Linked DNA regions of Homo sapiens: region 1 is linked to region 2. The links are chromatin contacts, found by Hi-C or POLR2A ChIA-PET in ENCODE. All regions are on one chromosome and are shown on one strand. Each heading gives the region's core, a stretch centred on a gene start or an enhancer-like site at or near the end of the contact. The rest is flanking DNA. Distances are from core to core; before and after follow the strand shown.

Evidence for each region. A loop is a pair of places that touch in the nucleus more often than their neighbours do. ChIA-PET counts read pairs that join two places held with the same protein, here RNA polymerase II (POLR2A).
Region 1: a loop to region 2 is called in a map of A673, with 2.7 times the contacts of the local background. The contact joins two enhancer-like sites. A Hi-C loop is called at or near these places in 5 of 168 maps with a recorded cell type or tissue (A673, GM18951, heart right ventricle and 2 more). POLR2A ChIA-PET finds 5 or more read pairs at or near these places in 2 of 52 experiments (BJ and PC-9).

What each region holds. Positions count from the first base shown.
Region 1 is chr9:88,833,384-88,836,891 of GRCh38, forward strand. No RefSeq gene overlaps it. Among named protein-coding and RNA genes, the nearest start is that of MIR4289, 89 kb to the left of the region's middle. Within about 2 kb of position 1,839, at least 2 of the 41 ENCODE cell types and tissues checked have a DNase peak (open chromatin) inside an H3K27ac peak, as active enhancers do; they include A673, where a contact is called at or near this core.
Region 2 is chr9:88,789,837-88,793,086 of GRCh38, forward strand. No RefSeq gene overlaps it. Among named protein-coding and RNA genes, the nearest start is that of MIR4289, 46 kb to the left of the region's middle. Within about 2 kb of position 1,740, at least 4 of the 41 ENCODE cell types and tissues checked have a DNase peak (open chromatin) inside an H3K27ac peak, as active enhancers do; they include A673, where a contact is called at or near this core.

The sequences.
Region 1 (3,508 bases), core at 589-3,088, 44 kb after region 2:
TACCACACTTACCACACTGTTGTCCACATGTCTGTGCTCAGCTACCCCTTGAGCCCAGGGTACATACTGGACAGTTGGTCAGTCCTCAGGAAGAGACCTACAGGAAGTGGGTTTGGGATGTTTGGGCAGTGAATTCTGGGTTTTGGGGTGTCACAAGCATGATCTAGAAGGAGGGGTACAGGCCCAAGGTGGGCACACCCCCTCTGCAGAAACGGACTCAGCAGAGCAGGACCAGTGTGGACTCTCTAAAGGCCAGCCCATCCTCCTCCTTTCAGGCTGAGGGCCTCCCTGGCCAGGCCCAGACCCAATGTCTGGCCTCATTTCCTGCTGTATGATGCCAGCCTTTGTAAGTCACTTGCAGTCCCCAAGAGCAACCTCTGTCTCATATCCCCATGGACCCATTTTTTATTATATGCCTGCCTGGGATCCCCCACTTGCTTTGTTCATCCACTGAACCCCCAACCAACACCAAAACTCCAGTCTGGCTCTTACTCTGTTGCACAATGATGATTTTATAGTCTGCCTTCCAGACCAGATGGATGTTCTCAGTCCAAGCACAATGCCCAACATAGGGTTGATATTTAATCAACGTATTGCCTGAATGAATGATTTTACTTGCCCTGCATTCTAGAAAAAATGAGAGACTAGCTTTTGTTCAGAGAGTCACAGAAAAAAAAATAAGGAAGGCTGGAATAATATGTGCTTATGTCATCTCCCTCCAGGCAGGTCTTGGCTGAAGGGCAGCAACTGTGGTCTGATCACCTCTTAAAGATCTTACCACTTAATATTGTTGTGTTGGGGATTAAGTTTCCAATGCATACCTTTTGAGGGATACATTCAAGCCATAACAGGCTTCAACATATTTCAGAATTTGAGGACAGGCACAAATATTCAGTTTATAGCTACAGGTGAAGGAATTCTCCTAGAAGAGAGAAAAAAGACAGCAAATAAAGAAGACAAAAGACCTAGAAGATAAATCTGGTGGTCAAACCATTAAAAAACAGAAATTCTAGATGAAGTGAAAAGGAAAAGATTAAGGGGAAGAAATTACCAAAAAAATTTCTCTAAATGGAAGTACATGCATCTCAAGATTGAACATATCCTTGAAAAGTCTACCACAATTAAATTTAAAAAAACAAAAACAGTCCAAGGTACATAATTATGGAATTTCAGGACACAACTGCAAAATAAAAACTAAGGCCAGGTGCGGTGGCTCACGCCTGTAATCCCAGCACTTGGAGAGGCCGAGGCGGGCGGATCATGAGGAGATCCAGACCATCCTGGCTAACACGGTGAAACCCCATCTCTACTAAAAATACAAAAAAATTAGCCAGGCGTGGTGGCGGGCACCTGTAGTCCCAGCTACTTGGGAGGCTGAGGCAGGAGAATGGCATGAACCTGGGAAGCGGAGATTGCAGTGAGCCGAGATCGTGCCACTGCACTCCAGCCTGGGCCACACAGCAAGACTCCGTCTCAAAAAAAAAAAAAAATTTGAAAACTCCAAGAGAAAAACAGATCACCTTTAACAGAACATAACTAAGAATGTCATTAGCCTGCATGAGGAAGGCAATAAAGCAATGCCTTCAAAATTCTGTGGAAGAATAATTTGGAGTGTAGAATTCTAATATCCACAGCAGATATTAAATAAGTATGATTACAGAGTGAAGACATTTCAGGCATGCAAGAACTCAAAATGTTTACTTCTTATTCAGTCTTTCCTCAGAAGTTACTTAAGGTTGCACTTATCTAAAATGAAATACTAGATCAAATCCACCAAATAGAGCAATGTGTGAGCTTTTAGAAGCTGTTGAGCAGTCCTGGAGAACAGCCAGCCAAGACCAGGAAGGATTCCAGGAAGGACCTGAAACAATGAAGTTTGGAGGTAAAATAAAGACTATTAAAGAGGAAGACATTGCTTGATAAGAAGTCAAATTAACAAAAAAAAAACCTCTAGAAAACCAGACTCAAAAGAAGAGGAAATTGTGGTAAACCACAGTCGCATAAGAGCAGGGTAATGTAAGTGCCCTCTGTCTAACTTAAAGTAGTGTTATGACTATACTTCAAGATAGATAAAGGGAGATGAAATGTAGTTTGAGAGAGCTAGCTTCTCAATTATCAGAAGTTAAATAATATCTAAATATTGAATGAACCAAAAATGTAAGCATACTACTTAGAGTTGTAAATGTAACTACCCTAAGAAATAGCTAAAAATGTTGAAGTGTGGTTATTACTGGGAAACATGATATATTTGTTTAAGCAGGATTTTTATATGACAATATTTTTTATTTATATAATGATACTTTAACCATATATCACTCTGATAAAAATGTCTTAAAAGTTTATTTTAATATACTTGTAGTTTGGCTTCAATTTTTATTTTATATTTCATTTCAGAAACTAATGTGACACCCATGTCAACCATTCTTGAGCTGCATTAACGTACAAAGAGACTTGAGCAATTTGCCTACTTTTCATCGAGCAAAATTTTGTTTCCCAAATCCAATTATTCAATCTCTAAATTGCTTGCTTCCCACTTCCTTTTCGTCATAGTCTCTTTATATTAATACCAAACTTGGCTTTTTTTCCTTCCTTTTATGGCCTCTCAGCCCAAACCACCAGTCCCTAGATAACTAATTATCTGTGTCCTCTGGCCTCATCCCAACTTTTTAGGGCAGTGAGCTAACACTTCTTTTTGTATGTTAGGAGTTCTCAACTTTTTTGAAGAAACATGGTGCTTTCTAAAATAAATGGGAGAACATAAGACAAAGCAAAGCCAGAAGAAATTAATTTTCTTTGGAAAATCCCAAAAGTCAGGAAAGTTTTCTGAAGACTGAATATTCTTCACCACTCATTTTCACTTTTATTCATTCAACATTGTTTGAACCTTCACCCTGTAATGGGCTCTTTAGTGGCATCATGGCTACTAATGTGAGGAAGGTATGGAGAGCCACCTAACAGGGCTCTGCTCTTCTCTCCGCTGCATGTTCCACAGGCGCTCATGGCAAAACTCACCCAAATCTCTTCATGGTGACCACTTGTTCAGCCTTATATCTTCCCTCACAAGCATAGCCCTTTTCTGAGACTTGCATTTGCTTTAAAATTTTGAATTTCCAAATTCCCAATATGGTTTACTTCATAATTGAGACATAAAGTTCACTGCAGAAGAGAAGATACCCCCACAAGTCAGAAAATGCTCTTTAATTGTTTATTAAAAATGAAAGAGTGGAAATTATTGTGCAAATCCAAATAGAACAAATCTAAAAAATCCATACCAAGACACATTGTAGTCAAATTTCTGGAACCTAAACAAAGAAAAATTCTTGAAAGCAGTGTGAGAGAATGACACCTTAACCTATAGAGGAAAAGTCACTTAAATGAAAGATAATATCTCATCAGAAACCATGGAGACCAGAAGTAAGTGGCTTAAATTTTCTTTAAAGTACTGGGAAAAGAAACCCTACCAATAAGCATTCAGTATCCAATGAAAATATTTTATGGGGATGAAAGG
Region 2 (3,250 bases), core at 490-2,989:
TAAATGGAAAAAAGAGAAGCCTCTCCCTTAAGTAGAATGCTGACTAATGCATGCAAAAGGAATGATGGAATTACAAAATTATCACTTGGAAATCACCAAAAGGGTGGTGATTCAGGGAGAAGTCATTACTAGGTGTTGTGGCTAGTAAGTGGGAGTTGACGAGAAAAGGGTAGAGTTGTAGTCTCAGTACATCATCCACAACATAATCATCAATTGCAAAGGAGAAATGCTGACTTTGCTGAGGAGAGGACTGGCAGGCTCTGAGGTGATGAAGGCGACCCTCTGCAGGAGTGGGAAGTGCCCGCATCATGTGCACTGAGCACTGCATGGTTTCCATCATGGAGACCTGGCCTGAGTCTGTTGTGAGGACATACCATGCCTCAGTTTCTCTAAAACTACCAAGGACATGAGAGACAGAGAAGGGGCAAGGAACTGCTCCAGACTGAAGGAGACTGAAAAGACAGGACAACTGCATATGGCGTGCAAACCTGGATTGAATTATATGCCAGAAAGGAAGTAGAGATGGTGCTGGGAAAGCTGGCACAATGGGGATGGTGTCTGTGGGTTGGATGCAAACGTATTGGTGTGGGTTTCTCAATTAGAGGAGTTGTGCAGTGTTTATGTAGGAGAGTGTCTTTGGGGAAAACACACTGCAGTATCTAGGGGTATCTGCAGCATGCTCACAAATGGTTCCAAAACAGATGAGTGATTTATGATTATAGATGGATAGAAGAAAGTGTGATGGTGAAAATGATGGTAAAATTTAAGCCATCATAGGAGAAATGGGATTTTTAAAAAATATTATTCTGTTAACTTTTTTGTAAGTTTGATCTATTCCAAAATATGTCATTAAAAGTACAGAAATGCTGGGATAAATAGTATCCTGATAGAATGAGATAATGAGCTTTCTATCATTATTAGGCAAAAATTTAATTAGCCACTAGCAGAATCTACTCTCTCAGGTTAATTATAGTGGAAGTATCCCAAAAATGGAAACGAGAGTTACTCAGTTTTCAATCAGGGTGACAGAGTCACAAAACTCTATGACCCACAGCAAAGCAGTGTTCATTCACCAGGAATTTCCCAGGGAGACCTGAACATCTCTTTATTTCATTTTAAATTTTAAAATAAACATCTTTTCACCTTGAAAGTCCTTAAAGAAAACTTAAAATATACTGAAAAGTAGGGAAAAAGCACAGAGAAAACCTAAATACAGCTCTTGTTAATATTTTGGTCCATTTTCTTCCAATTTTTTTGAAGCAGAATTTTGCTTTTTTCTCTTTAAGGACAAGTCTAATTGTATTTATGTACCTTTTTATCCTCTGTGTCTTTCTCTTAGCATCTCAAGCATTTTCCCATGTTGTTATGTAGTCTTTCTCAACAACTTTATTGGCCAATAATACTCCATCAGGTACAGGTGCCTGCTGGGAGTCTCTTAGCCCTGCCCTGTGGATGGCAGAGGAGGAAGTGGTCAGGCCTTTGTCAAGCTTTTGAGTCAGCCCACCTGGGCCTTCTGGGTCCAAGACAATCCCTTTTGCAACTAAGTCAACTTTTCTAGAATCTCCCTGTTACTTACAATCCAAAGCATTCTATCTGCTTCAGTGGGCTCCTGAATTTTTGAATTTTGTCTGGAGTGATAAAAGAGCTCACAGTTCAGAAGTTGTAAGTAATTTGTCAGTGACAGAAGAACTCATGGCTTGGAGAAGACAGGAAAGCATTACCCTGCCAGGAAATGTTCTTATTCATACCACAGTGTGAGGCAATGGAAGCAAACATTCTCATTTGACTTGGGAAAGCTTTCAACTTTCATCCACCCACACCCAGGACCTTTCACTTATGAATAACAAGTGCCTTTGGGGTTGGTTTGGGTGTGTGGATTTTGAGGATGCTCTGTGCTCCTTTAGGCAGCAGGGAGTTTTTCCAGATGAGGAAGCCTGCAGCCTTTCCCTCCTGAATGTTCTCCCTTCAAGAAGCAGACAACTAATGACGCCTTCCTCACGCCTGTTGCTTATATGGCTTCCACAGTGCCTTGACTTATCTTATCTCATGGGGTTTGGGCAACCACTCTTGGAAGTAGATAACTCTCATTATTAACTTCACTTTGCAGATTTCGAAATTAGGGCCTAAAAAGGTTAAATGACCTGCCTGATGTTACACATGCAGAAAGTGTGGGGTTATTTGTACATCTGATTTTCTAAGAATGATAACATTCATGTTTGATGATCAGTAGTGGTTAAGAATACAACACTGGGCTTTGTTGTCAATAGACAACAGAGTCAAGTAAGATAAAAAAACAAAGTAAGCTAAAGTATTGTCAGTAATTTACTTTAAAAATTCTTAAGTTTTTAGAATGGTGTGTGTGTGTGTGTGTGATATGTGTGTGTATGTGATGTGTGTGTGATGTGTGTGTGTGGTGTGTGTGTGTGTGTGTGTTTATGTCAACATTGATCTAAACTCCCAGGGCTTTTATTTACCATGTGGAGGACACTAATGAGGAATCCTAACTACCTTAATTTAGACCTTAATTTGGAATCAGTTTTCCAGAAACAACTAAGGCAAGCCTTTAAATATTACCATCAGAATCAGCAGTAACAGGTCCATTGATCAGTGTAAGGACTGTTGGATAATTTATTTTGATGAAATAAGTGGCATAATTATATGTGATTGGTTGCAAGACTGGCAAAGTTGCCTCCACCCGTGTATGAATGGAGTAAAAGCATCCAGCAAACCCAGTAGTCTCCCCACTTTGGAGTGGTGCTCAGGATGTGGAAATCTGTTTCATCCTTCACTTGATCGGACTGACAGACCAGATGTTCCCACCTTCCCATAATGGTTGCAATTGCCAGGGGTGAATTCTTCTATACTTAATGTGCTTCCCAGGGAGCCTAAAAGGATGCAGCAGCATAGAAGCTTAAGAGATCACGTTTTATGAAGGATTCTGCATCAGCTGGTTCATACATAGAGCTAATAAATGTCTGTATGAGTTCAGTCTGAGACTTGCTTTCCACACAACACCTGGTAAGGAGGATTGGGAGAAGAGACATGGTTTCTGACCACCTCTAATGTTCAGAGGCTGTCAGTATGTCAGTATTTCCCCCAAATTATTTGGTATTTGGGAACAACCAAAGGGTCTTAGGTTGGAACACAACAATCAGGGTTCTCAGATTTCACTTGGATTTTTGTAGTTAAGGCCCTAATATCAGCCCTAAACCCTGTCTTCTCATATTTAAACTACAAGCGCATCTCTGTC